Linked DNA regions of Homo sapiens: region 2 is linked to region 1. A link is a contact called in ENCODE Hi-C or POLR2A ChIA-PET data. All regions are on one chromosome and are shown on one strand. Each heading gives the region's core, a stretch centred on a gene start or an enhancer-like site at or near the end of the contact. The rest is flanking DNA. Distances are from core to core; before and after follow the strand shown.

The links. Hi-C counts contacts between places; a loop is a spot of excess contacts on that map. ChIA-PET counts read pairs that join two places held with the same protein, here RNA polymerase II (POLR2A). Pooled maps may share reads with other maps.
Region 2: a pooled map shows a loop between it and region 1 (2.3-fold over the local background). The contact joins two enhancer-like sites. A Hi-C loop is called at or near these places in 3 of 168 maps with a recorded cell type or tissue (CD4-positive, alpha-beta T cell, body of pancreas and ovary) and 3 of 50 pooled maps. POLR2A ChIA-PET finds 5 or more read pairs at or near these places in 4 of 52 experiments (BJ, CD4-positive, alpha-beta memory T cell, H1 and 1 more).

Annotation. Positions count from the first base shown.
Region 1 is chr7:107,783,794-107,790,136 of GRCh38, reverse strand. It overlaps SLC26A3 (solute carrier family 26 member 3), which reads left to right. Exons shown (of 21, transcript NM_000111.3): 6 at 449-613; 7 at 2,628-2,780; 8 at 3,228-3,310. Among named protein-coding and RNA genes, the nearest start is that of SLC26A3, 16 kb to the left of the region's middle. Within about 2 kb of position 3,985, at least 4 of the 41 ENCODE cell types and tissues checked have a DNase peak (open chromatin) inside an H3K27ac peak, as active enhancers do.
Region 2 is chr7:107,855,919-107,861,988 of GRCh38, reverse strand. LOC105375444 (a long non-coding RNA gene) reads left to right here. Exons shown (of 3, transcript XR_927850.3): 3 at 4,873-5,510. Among named protein-coding and RNA genes, the nearest start is that of DLD, 32 kb to the left of the region's middle. Within about 2 kb of position 4,733, at least 9 of the 41 ENCODE cell types and tissues checked have a DNase peak (open chromatin) inside an H3K27ac peak, as active enhancers do.

The DNA.
Region 1 (6,343 bases), core at 2,736-5,235:
AAGTTGAGCAACTTTGAGGAAATAGGATAGACACTCGCTCATGCGTGCTCCAGCAGCTAGAAAGTATAACTTAAAATTACATCAGCAAATTTATGAGGGCTGATGCTAGGTAAGATTCTACTAGAAAAGGCCTATGAGTCTTCCAAAGACAGCACACTTAAAAATAAATTAAGTGCAAATAAGCCTGTTACTTCTTGGGGGCAAACTAGACTTATATCCTATGTGAATACCATGTGACGTTCCACCTGGATGATGCGGTGGAAGGGAAGGAGAGAGAGGAGCCCTGGGTGGGAGGCGTCCCAGGAGGCAGGGACATTTGCTTCTTCAAGGCATGTACATACAGGTTGAGCCTTTACGTTTTGTGTAATATTATTTCAGTTGCGGATCCTTGAGTTTGCTGAGGTATACTCCTAATCTATGCTGACAAAGGCTTTTGTTCTCTTTCCAGTTGGCTTTTGGGATTCTGCGGATTGGATTTGTAGTGATATACCTGTCTGAGTCCCTCATCAGTGGCTTCACTACTGCTGCTGCTGTTCATGTTTTGGTTTCCCAACTCAAATTCATTTTTCAGTTGACAGTCCCGTCACACACTGATCCAGTTTCAATTTTCAAAGTAAGTATTTCTTTCACCTAAAAAATACTGAAATACATGAAACTCACTACTGTGTTTTTAGAGAGCTTTCCTTTAATGCCTTTGCCATGGGGTTTACCTACAGTTTGTAAAATTTTTTCATATTAAAAAAGAAAGCAGCACTTTGGGAGGCCGAGGCGGGCGGATCACGAGATCAGGAGATCGAGACCATCCTGGCTAACACAGTGAAACCCCGTCTCTACTAAAAATTAAAAAAAAAAAATAGCCGGGCATGGTGGCAGGCACCTGTAGTCCCAGCTACTCCAGAGGCTGAGGCAGGAGAATGGTGTGAACCCAGGAGGCGGATCTTGCAGTGAGTTGAGATCACGCCACTGCACTCCAGCCTGGGCAACACAGTGAGACTCTTGTCTCAAAAAAAAAAAAAAGAAAAAGAAAAGAAAAGAAAAAGAAAGTAAAGCCAGGCATGATGGCTCATACCTGTAATCCCAGCACTTTGGGAGCCTGAGGTAGGAGGATCACTTGACACCTGAACCCAGGAGTTCAAGACCAGCCTGGGCAACAAAGTGAAACCTCACCTTTACAAAAAATAAAATAATTAGCCGGGCATGGTGGTGCATGTCTGCAGTCCCAGCTTTTTGGAAGGCTGAGGCAGAGGATCTCTTGAGCCAGAGAGTTAGAGGCAGCAGTGAGCTATGATTGCATCACTGCACTCCAGCCTGGGCAACAGAGCGAGACATAGTCTCAAAAAAAAAAAAAAAAAGAAAAGAAAAAAGAAAAAGAAAAGAAAAGAAAAAAGGAAACGAAAGAAAAGAAAAAGTAGCAAGGGAACAATACTGAAAATCAACCACATCTACCATACAGCTAATGTTAACAACAAAATTAAGTAACACTTCTCTTAGATTTGACTCAAGTACTTTCCAAAAGGAAAAAAAAAGTCTATGTTTTAAAAGCTTTACCATTTTGTCCCAAGTTTTAAACTGTTTCTTAAAATCTTATTTTGAAAGAAATTTGCTAATTGAGTTATGATGTTTTCCTGTTTCTTGAAAAGCATGTCTCATTCTTTTAGAATTGAAGTTCTTGGGTCTTTTTGCATCCTGTTTAGAAAACAAAAGAACATTTACCACTATGTAGATAGGGCAGCAGTTCTCCCCTCCTCCAGAGGATGCAAAGTAGAACAGATAGTGTTCTTAGTTTTAAAACTTGGGACAAAATGGTAAAGCTTTTAATAACATAGATTATTTTTTTGAAAATACTTGAGTCAAATATAGGAGAAGTGTTACTTAATTTTTGTTGTTAACATTAGCTCGATGGTAGATGTGTTTGATTTTTAACGACTCCCAAAAGTTTTTGGGAGTTGAGACAGAACTTGCTCCAAATTGGAACCAACACTCTCTTTCATCCAGAGGTATTCCAAAAGTGGAGTGTTCTAGAAGCAATTTGGGATCCAGTTTTGGCCTGCTTGAGCTTTTTGGGGTAAGTGGATATGGAACCCAACTAGCTTCAAGAAGTATGTGCACATGCATAGTGCACAGTTAGCCAGAAAACTATTTTCCAAAAGTGACATAGAGAGTCAGCTAAGAAATATGAGGGGGTGTAAACCCCCCAAGAGGGCCAGGAATTGAGCATACTAAGCAAAACTATCAAAGATCAGAAGTTATTCCCTGGACAGAGTAGTGATGGCTGTGAAATAAAAAATGACGACCAAAGAGACCTAATAAGGGCAGAAGACCAGTGGTAAAAATGTGAAAAGTATCCAACAAAATTTGACACTAGCCAAAGAGATTCCCAGCAAAAATGCCAGAAGCATTCTTAAACTAGTGTGCCACCTACACTATGCTAACTTACTCTTCTCATATCTCCATCGCTACTCTCTACAATTTCACATTCACAATTAAACCGGGGCAATACAGGAAATCACTATCAGTCTCTATCAGTCTTTTTGCTTCCATGTTTATTTTTATTTGTTTGGAGATGCGTTGTATCCAAATTGTGCATTAATATAGGGCTTTGGTGGTTTTTGTTTTTATAATTGTAGGTACTATACTCTGTATTCTCACAAATAGAGAAGACTAATATTGCAGACCTGGTGACAGCTCTGATTGTCCTTTTGGTTGTATCCATTGTTAAAGAAATAAATCAGCGCTTCAAAGACAAACTTCCAGTGCCCATTCCAATCGAATTCATTATGGTAATTGATCATTTTCAGACTCTGTCATAGCTACTCTACTGTTTATATGTTGTAAGTCCTTCACCATTTGTAGCTCAGGAAGTTTTAGTGGGGCAGAGGCCATCTCTGCAGTTTTCGGGCATAATGTTTAGCATGGTTTTATTTTCATTCAGAATTTAATAACTTCCTCTTATGATTTTGAGTTAATTTTTTCCACGTGAGACAAGGATAGTGCAGAGAGCAAGACCCTTGACAAAATGTCGTGTTAGAGCCATTTGAATTTAGCTGTGGTTCTCAATCCTGGCGGCATGTTAGAATTGCCTCCGAATTTCTTAAAAAGTAACAAAGCCTGGGCTGGAGTTCTTACTTAACAGGTACAGAAGTGGGTTTTGGCAATTTATTTTTCTTCAAAGCAAGACTCTTACTTGCATCTCACATTTCTAACTTGGGCCATTTGCAACTTTGCAGACCGTGATTGCAGCAGGTGTATCCTACGGCTGTGACTTTAAAAACAGGTTTAAAGTGGCTGTGGTTGGGGACATGAATCCTGGGTAAGTGTGTCTTCGATGATGGCATCACCATGCACTAAGCAGAGAGTTAGCAGTAGTGACAGGAGAGGTACAATCCGAACTGCAGTTCAGCCTGCAGGTAACCCTCATCAGAATCCTCCCTGCACCCTGCATCCCTAAGGAAGGCTCACTGCTTTCCTTCTAGGAAGGTGCTACAAAGAAAGGCAGGGTGTGCAGTTCTTTTTTTTTTTTTTTCGCCTCCCCACAGTGAATGCAGTTCTTAATATCAGAAGGCTTCTCCTTGTGGAAGAACTCACAAACAAGACAAGCAGGGACACAGACCAGTAGAAACTCACAGGAAAGTAAAAGTTAGCAAAGTAGTGAAAGTCTAAAAATAAGCAAAGTAAGGCCAGACCCGGTGGCTCATGCCTGAAATCCCAGCAATTTGAGAGGCCAAGGTGAGAGGATCACTTGAGCCCGGGAGTTCAAGACCAGTCTGGGCAACACAGCAAGACCCCCATCTCTTGTTTTTTTAAAAATATATAAATAATACCATAAAGAAAAATAGGCAAAGTAAACTGCTTCTCCTCTTAAAGAAACATCAAGTGAAACCAGATTTCCTTGTCCATAAATTACTATAAACAATATGTAATGCTTTGTTTGAAGTTACTGGAGCCAAGTTCTGAAAGTTCAAAGAAGACACTGAAGGAACACAGGCACTCCACGTGAGCAGTCCAGATAGGCACACTCTGTCCTTTCTCCCGATCAGATTCAAAACAAGGGCAGAGCAACTTTTCCCACTGCAAAAGGATGAGAAGTCCAGTTTGTACAAGAATTTTAAAATGTATTTCATTACATTCAGTGGATTGAGAAGGAAGATCATTTTGTGTTGTTTCTTCTAACCACAGAATCAGTTTCTTCCAACTTACCAAGGAAAAGGTGTTTTCCTGTTTTGTTTTGTTTTGTTTTGTTTTTTTAAAAGACTTCTCTCCCTCTCTATGCTTAAGAAATATTTGAGAATTCGAGAAATCAGCATTTATATGTATTTTTTTTACTTTAAAACAGCCAAATTCTTTTAAAGGCAAATATATGTACTTTTTATTTTTTTAAAGAAAAAACATTTTTTTTATTACCAGATCTTCGTGTGTTACATTTCACGAATCTCAAGCATCACTTTTAATTTTTAAAGTTTTAAAGTGGAAATTAGGCTGAAACTGAAAGACTGTTTCTAGGGTTTCCTTCTATTCTGCCACTTTGAAGTGATTTCACTTTACTTAAATGTCTTGGGAGACATAAACCAAATAGAAAAAATGAATACTTGCAAAACCAAACAGGATCTTGTCAGAAGGGCTTGGAAAATAAAAGATAAACTTAAGATCACTGAGTTACACCTTAAATACCTCAACAACAGTCTTATTTAGTGAATGTATTTTCAATGTCAGTGTACCTCTCTCCACAGTGTGTAGGGTGTGGCAACGGGTAACCATTACGTTCAATAGAGTGGCAGTGTAACCTAGTAGGTAAGCTCCAGTGTTCTAGAGGCAGAGTACCTGAGATTTGATTCTGACTCACTTTTTGAGCTTGAGCACATTACCAAAAACTCTGTGCCTCAATGTTCTTGGCTGTAAATATGAGGCTAAAAATAATAGCTATCAAGTAGGATTCTTTTAAGAGTTGAGTGAGTTAATACATGTAACATGCTTAAGTGCCTGACTTACAATAAATGTTCAAATTACACTACTATTGTTAACTAGTTTAACACCTAAATTAGGTAGCAAGCACTTGAGCTTTTTATGCTCCATTTTTTTTTCTGGGTGATGATTGAGTAGGTATTTTAAGTTTTTGTTGATTGCAAATAGACTATAACTGGAAGGTAGTGATTATTAATTATTGCTAACCTACTGTTCATGACTATGCCACCTTAGTAGTTATTTTGCAAAGTCTCATACACTAAATACAAATAATTTGGCTGAAGAAAAGTGCTCATTGAAACAGTAAAGGAAACACAAGGAGTATATTCAGATTCCAGAGGGATCCTATAATAATAGCTAACAGGCACTTTGTGTTTTACAGTGTGTAAATAGTATTTGCATTTATTATTTGACCCTCCCACTAAACTGTGAAGAAAAGAGAACAAGGACGGGCGCCATGGCTCACGTCTGTAATCTCAGCACGTTGGGAGGTCGAGGCGGGTGAATCACTTGTGGTCAGGAGTTCGAGACCATCCTGGCCAACATGGCAAAACCCTGTCTCTACTAAAAATACTAAAATTAGCTGGGCGTGGTGGCACACACCTGTAGTCCCAGCTACTTGGGAGGCTGAGGTGGGGAGATCTCTTGAGCCTGGACAGTGGAGGTTGCAGTGAGCTGTGCACTCCAGCCTGGGAAAGAGGAGACCCCATCTCAAAAAAACAGAGAACAAGTTTTATTATCCTCACTCTACAAATGAGGAAATTGTGACTTGGGAAGGGCAAGTGGCAGAGCCAGGAAATGAACCCAAGTCTTTAGACTGTAAATCTTCATCACATCATTCTGTCTATGGTGTTCAGAGACCAGAACAAAAGAATAATAAGATCCTGGTTATTAAAAAACAAAAACATTCCAAGCTAACTTTTGGATTTATAATGGCATCAGATATAATAGTACTTCTTCAAAATTATGGTATAATAGTACTTCTTCAAAATTAGAGATAAAAATGTATTACCATAGATATTCACAAAATGTGGAACAGCAATTCAGAAAGAGTTGATTGGACCTAATTAACCCACTTCCAATAAGTCTGATGTCAGAAATATATGCTTATAGGAGTGGAACATTTTAGTAAATTGATGTTGAGTTTAAGATACATGCACCTTTTATGATACAATTAGTAAATATAATTGAACTGGTCTACATTCATGAGGCTTAAGCACAGAAGTACGCCCTGTGAGTTGAAGGTTTCTCTGACATATATCACCTTAAAGAGAAATCCACTCTCCATTAGGGTCATGGTTGTCTCTAGCATTTCTGTGAAGTGCAGGGCAGAGTCCAAGGCCCATCTCTTTGCCAGGAGTTTTCCATGAAAGGTTATTATTAT
Region 2 (6,070 bases), core at 3,484-5,983, 71 kb before region 1:
TCTAAGTACCTGACAGAGCTTTTTGATAAACTGGATAGATACACCCCTGCCACAACAAATAGGAAAGGGCCTTCTTCCTTCCCTCCTCACCAAAGGTTCTCAGTCCCGTATGCACATTAAAATCACCTAAAGAGGTTTCTAAAAAAATATCGATGCCTGGGCCCAACCCGCAGAGATTTTTTCAGTCAAATTGTCTGAGCTGGCACCTGGATATTGATATTTTTTCAGACTCTGCAGGCGATGCAATATTAATAAATTCAAACTGTTTGGAGCTGCATTAGGCAACCAACTTCTTTCGGGTCTACAGGACGCAGTTATTCCCCAAAGCAAACATTACCCCCTCCTCCCTTATCAAAGTACTTTCATGGCCCTCAGTGGTCTTGGCCAGCGCCATCTCTCCCACGCTCGGTGATGCTGAACTCTGGGCCTCCAGCTGAGAACTTGCTCAGACATTTGAGCCAATTCCAGAGATCCTCTTTATAAAACACCAGCCTTGCCTCTGGCTTCCTGTTGTGCCCTCTGTATGATGTGAGAAGACTCCAGATCTAGGCAAGAATTCAGGTCTCTATATTTCACAACAAGGTAAAAACTTTACCCACTGGCATGCCTGGAATTTAAACCAGATGAGTCTATTTTCAATTAATAACAGAATTTCTACATTTCAGGACCTGCTAAGCAATACAGCCTGGAACTCTCTGCTCTTCAGTGCCAAATAAAATCCGATTGAAATCATAATCAAATTTCAAGGTCCACGAGAATCATCCTCTTGGCTCAATTCCATATGCTCCATCCCTCTGCATGGAGCTAGCCAGACAGTGCCACACCTGTGCTAGTACTTTAGATTCTATTTTTATGTCACCACAATGGTAACCTTTAGTATTATGGCTTTGGATTTTTATGGCGAGTTAGTAAAAGGAGTAGTCACAGAAATACCAGCCCTCCAATTTTAAGTAAAACTATATTTGAAATCAATAGCTTGTCTTTTGCTCAGTGGACAGTATCAACCATTTTGCTCATTTTATTCAATGAGCAGTCATTTACTAAACACTTCCTTTGGATAGATAGGTGCTGGCCATACATAGATAAATCAGATACGTATCTATGTTTCCAAGAATTCACAGATAGTGAAGAAAACTGATAGAAATAGTCACAACACAGTGAGCCGGGTGCAATAAAAGGGTTTAGCACAAAGTGCACAGATAAGGACCCAGTGCCAACTTGAGGCAGGTAGTTGGAGAAGGCTGCTGGAAAAAGTAAAAGGGGTTAGACAGGAGGACATGGCTTCTCTATGAGGAAGGTTCACATTTACATTTTAGCAAGGTCATTCTGGAAGCAGTAAAAAGGTGGATTTACTGAACAAACGCATGGATAGCGCTTGCCATTACCGAAGCACTGTTCTAAGTGCCTACGTATAGTAAATCACTTGATCCCCGAACAACTCTTTGAGGTAGGAATATTATCCCCAATTTACACATGACGAAACAGGCACACTAAGATTGTGCAACTTGATTGAGGTTGTATGGTAGTTAAGGAGCAAAGCCAAGATTTAGAGGCAGTTGGTTTGGCTCCAGGGTCCATGCACTTTGTCATTATATTATACTGCCTCAGGGAGAGCGGCAGAGAGAGTCAGAGAGGAGAGGCAGGTGGATCAGTTGTAAAACTTATGTAATAGTCCAGGAGAGATGTATATGCTTTATTTAGGAGGTGAAAACAATGAGAAAATCGACTGACACTCACTCCTGACTTCTAGCTTGGAGAGGTAGATAAATTACTAAGCTTTTAACTGAATTTAGGAGTGCTTAGAGGTAGACGTTTCAGACATGTAGACCAAAAGGAAGAAGAAAAGAGAAATAACATTTATAAAGCAACATTATGTTCTAGGCCTTCTACATAGTTATCTTGTTAAATTCTTAAAACTCTAAGAGGTAGGTATTAAGTATGAGGAAATTGAGATTCAGAGAGGTTATGTAAGGTCACACAATACATTAGATGTTTGTTGGTTTGGGCTGCCTAGCATCCTAAGAGCACCCTGGTTTTCTCTGGGGGAATCCCATCCCTCCCATGCATGCAGTCTTGGTGGGAGCATAATTCCAGGTACCTGCTGCCAACAAGCATCAAGGAGCGGTGCCATTCCTCTTTATGGCTTTTATCATAGCCAAGGCATGGTGAGGCTGGCCAGAGCTGTTCTGGGCTGCTTGCAACTAAGAAATCCTAACTGAAGTACACAAGCAACAAAGCCAAAACTCAAACCCCAGCCCGTCTAATGCCCAGCTCATACTTTTCTACTCCACCATGCTGCTCCCGGGGTTTCTGCACTCAGAATATGTGTACATGGAGATTGTTCACAAAGGGCCAATATGAGAGCGTTTCTACAAACCATTCGGTGCTTATTCCAGGGTAAGTGAAAGATCTGTCAGGCAATTAAATAAAATCCAGTTTGTTGAGGTATAACTTGCGTACACACAATTTATCCTGTTTAGCCAACCAATTCTATGATTTTTAACACGAAACTGCCATCAGAAACAAAATATAGAAGGGTTCCATCATCCAAAAAAGTTCCCTTATGTCCCTTTATAGTCAGCCCTTAACATCCCAAACCCAGTTTCTGGTAACTACTGATCTATTTTTTATCCCTATGGTTTTGTCTTTTCCAGAATGCCATGTAGGTGGAACTTTACACTATGTAGTTGAGAGTCATGCATGTGGTTCCCTAATCATTCGTTCATTTATCGGGTAAATTTTACTGAATGTTAAATTTGTTAAGTTATCAGATAGTCAATAAATATGTATTAGGCTGGGTACTGCTCCAGGTATGGGGGGACAGGAGTGGGAACAGCAGGGACCGCAAGGATCTGAGTTCCTGCCTTCAATGAGCTCATGTTCTCATATTGGGCTGGTTTGTGGGTTGGGGGAAAACAAGCAAAAAACACATAAACAGGGCTTTAAAATAATTTAGTTTTAAGTCCTGCTAAGTGCCAGACGTGGCTCTAATAGGATAATGAGAGAGTGGTAGAAATGGGCAGAGAGGCCGGGTGCAGTGGGTCACGCCTGTAATCCCAGCACTTTGGGAGGCCGAGGTGGGCAGATCACGAGGTCAGGAGATCCGGACCATCCTGGCCAACACGGTGAAACCCCGTCTCTACTGAAAACACAAAAAATTAGCTGGGCGTGGTGGCGGGCGCCTGTAGTCCCAGCTACTCCAGAGCCTGAGGCAGGAGAATCACTTGAACCCGGGAGGCAGAGGTTGCAGTGAGCCGAGATTGCACCACCGCATTCCAGCCTGGGTGACAAGCAAGACTCCATCTCAACAAAAAAAAGAAGTGGGCAGAGAGTGCTGATTTATCTAGAGTGGTTTGTTGAGTGGATGTGAATTGAGACCCAGATAATGAGAGGGGGACAGCCGTGCAAAGATCTAGGCAAGAGGCACGCAGCAGAAGGAGGAACAAGTGCAAAGGCCCAGAGCAGGGCTGAGCTTGGTGCATTCGTTCAAGAGATAGAAAGCTGAAGGGACTGGAGTGCTGAGGACCAGGAAGCAAGTTGTGGGTCACTTGGGAGAGCCATGAAGGAGCCCAATCAGGCGGGTTTGGTAGGCCAAGACTGGAGGGTAAGTTTTTCTCTAGTTGTAAGAGGAAGCCTTGGAGAGTTTTAAACCAGAGAGTTATGTAACCTGATTTACACCTGGTAAAGATACCTCTGCCTGCTGCGTGTTGTATGGACTGTGCTTGACAGGGAGGAGAGTGGGATAAGACTGGAGGCAGGAGATGGGCCTGGAGGCTTCCTCAGTGTTGAAGGGGGAGCTGACGGTGACTTGAACCAGATTGTGGCACTGCAAATGGTGAGAAGTGTTGGAACTTACTACTTTCGTGGTGTGGTGGATAAAGAAAAAGAATCCCAAAAGCAGTTACATTTTAGTATTTATTTTAAAAGCTGACTTCAAAAATCTCATTGATGCAAATCTGGAGAAATACACAAAAGTTTAAAACTCTCTATAATACAAAGTAGGTTGGTGACTAATTTGCACAATGCAAGTAAACTAGTCTTGATACTCGAGGTCAAAAAGCCTAAACTTGGGGATTAATTTAGTTTTGCTGTATACACTGACGGAAATAATCCAGTAGCCTCCATAGCCCCCACTCCACTTTGTGTTATGAGGACAGCAGGCAGTCAGCACACATGCACTGACTCATATGATACCCACATTCAAAGAGCTTTAACGTGTTGGTTGGATTCCAAAGTAAAAAGAATAGAGACTCATTGCCATGGTTGTACCTGGTCAAGGTCACACCCCAGCCACACTTCTGAGCCATTTGGCTTAGAAATGGGAAACATTATAAAGTTGAGTCAGGAATATGGCAAACCTCCAACCAGAGTAAACTATTTAAAAAATTCACATTTTCTTGTGGCCTTCAGTTTTTTCTCCTTGACATCCTCTGTTCTATCAAGACATTAAGTCCCATGGCCCATGCAAAAGACACTTGGTGCTGTGTTCTGAGATTATCATTTTGATCTACATCTGACTACCATTTTTCCAGCCAAGACCAGCCTTCCTTGTAAATAAAGATCTGTTCAGAGGATATGAAAGAATACATATTCAAGGAGTGCTCTATTCCTTTAGCTGTTCAAAGGATTTGAGGACTTTGTTTGTTTTGAAACAAGTAACCGGCTTTCTCTAACCACGTAACCTCAACCTCACAGGACAGCCAGCAGGAAGTCAGAAATGAAGAACAGCCGATGACCTGGGTGCACTCTCTGGGTGCAGCCTGCTGTTGTCCTGTCCCCACCCTTGTCCTGTTTTTCACTTGTCTTGTTGTTTTTAAGAAAAATTTTTGTCTGCTCTGAGGATCTTCTGCTGATCTCAGGTTTTTCTTTCAGGTAATACATATGACAGGTGCTGGACAGAGCTGAACTGGAACAAGGGTCTGCAGCCATTCACAGAGGGCATGTCAATCTGTGTTCACTCAGGCAGGAGGCAGGAACATGCAGGATGGGAATGGGAAAGTAAACAGGAGTGGCCATGGACTCCTGGCCTCTTCTCTCCATGAGGTTTTCTCACCGAGAGCCTGCTCCAGGGAAGGTGGTTGGCCAAGGCCTGGGGAGCAGCTTTGTGAGGCCTAGGAAGACCCCAGAAGAGGACTTTGCTGAGAAGAGAGCAGACAAGAAGTCAGGAGTGGGGTGAGAGCAGCTTCTCCCTCTCCTTCGCACACTTGTACATAGGCATTCTCCCTCTATTTCCAGCTCCTGCACCCAAGCTATAAAAACAAGTATGGCCTACTGTAAGGCATTCCACAATAAAGACCTCATTCCTTCTGAAAACTTTTCACACTATAAGAAGCTTCTTCTGAAAGGCAAGCGCAGTCACTAGCAACTAACACTGTAGCCACTGCTATTCATCTTTCTAGGTATTAAATAACATCTATTTGAGGGCAAGAGCGGAACACAAGAGACATATCCAGAAGGAGAAAAGAGAGAGAAAATGAAAAGGGAATTAATTGGTGAAGTGGGATGTACCAATTTTTCCTCAGGGTTGCCTGTATTCAAAATACAAAAATACTCTGTGAGTATGAAAGTATTCAAAAATATTCGGTGAGCAATTTTCAGTGTACATTATTTATCAAATAAGCATTTTTTTCTGCACCTTGGCACATAATAGGTGCTCAATAAAAGTTATTGTTATTACTGGTATTAGTACTGTTGCTGTAATGCTATTACTGCATGCCATGTTAACATACTGTTCTGGGTTCTAGGGATAGAGAGGGGCAAAACCTAGTCTGTGTCCTCAAGAACTTACAGCCCAGAAGGGGGACAAGTGAGTTAGTGGCAGGTCCTGACACAGTGTTAATAAATGCTGTGATTAATGTCAGCATTAATAATATGACTAATGCTATTAATGTCAGCATAAACGCTGAGCCAGAATGGACCAGACTTTTATGGGAGTCTATAGGAGAAACACTGGCTAGGAGTGGGGCAGGGATGAGCACTGCTTTCCAAGAAAATAGTCACTGAGAGGAGTCTCAAAAGACAAATAGAAACTGGCCAGGTATATCAAAGGCTTTCTTTTTGTTAAGAAACA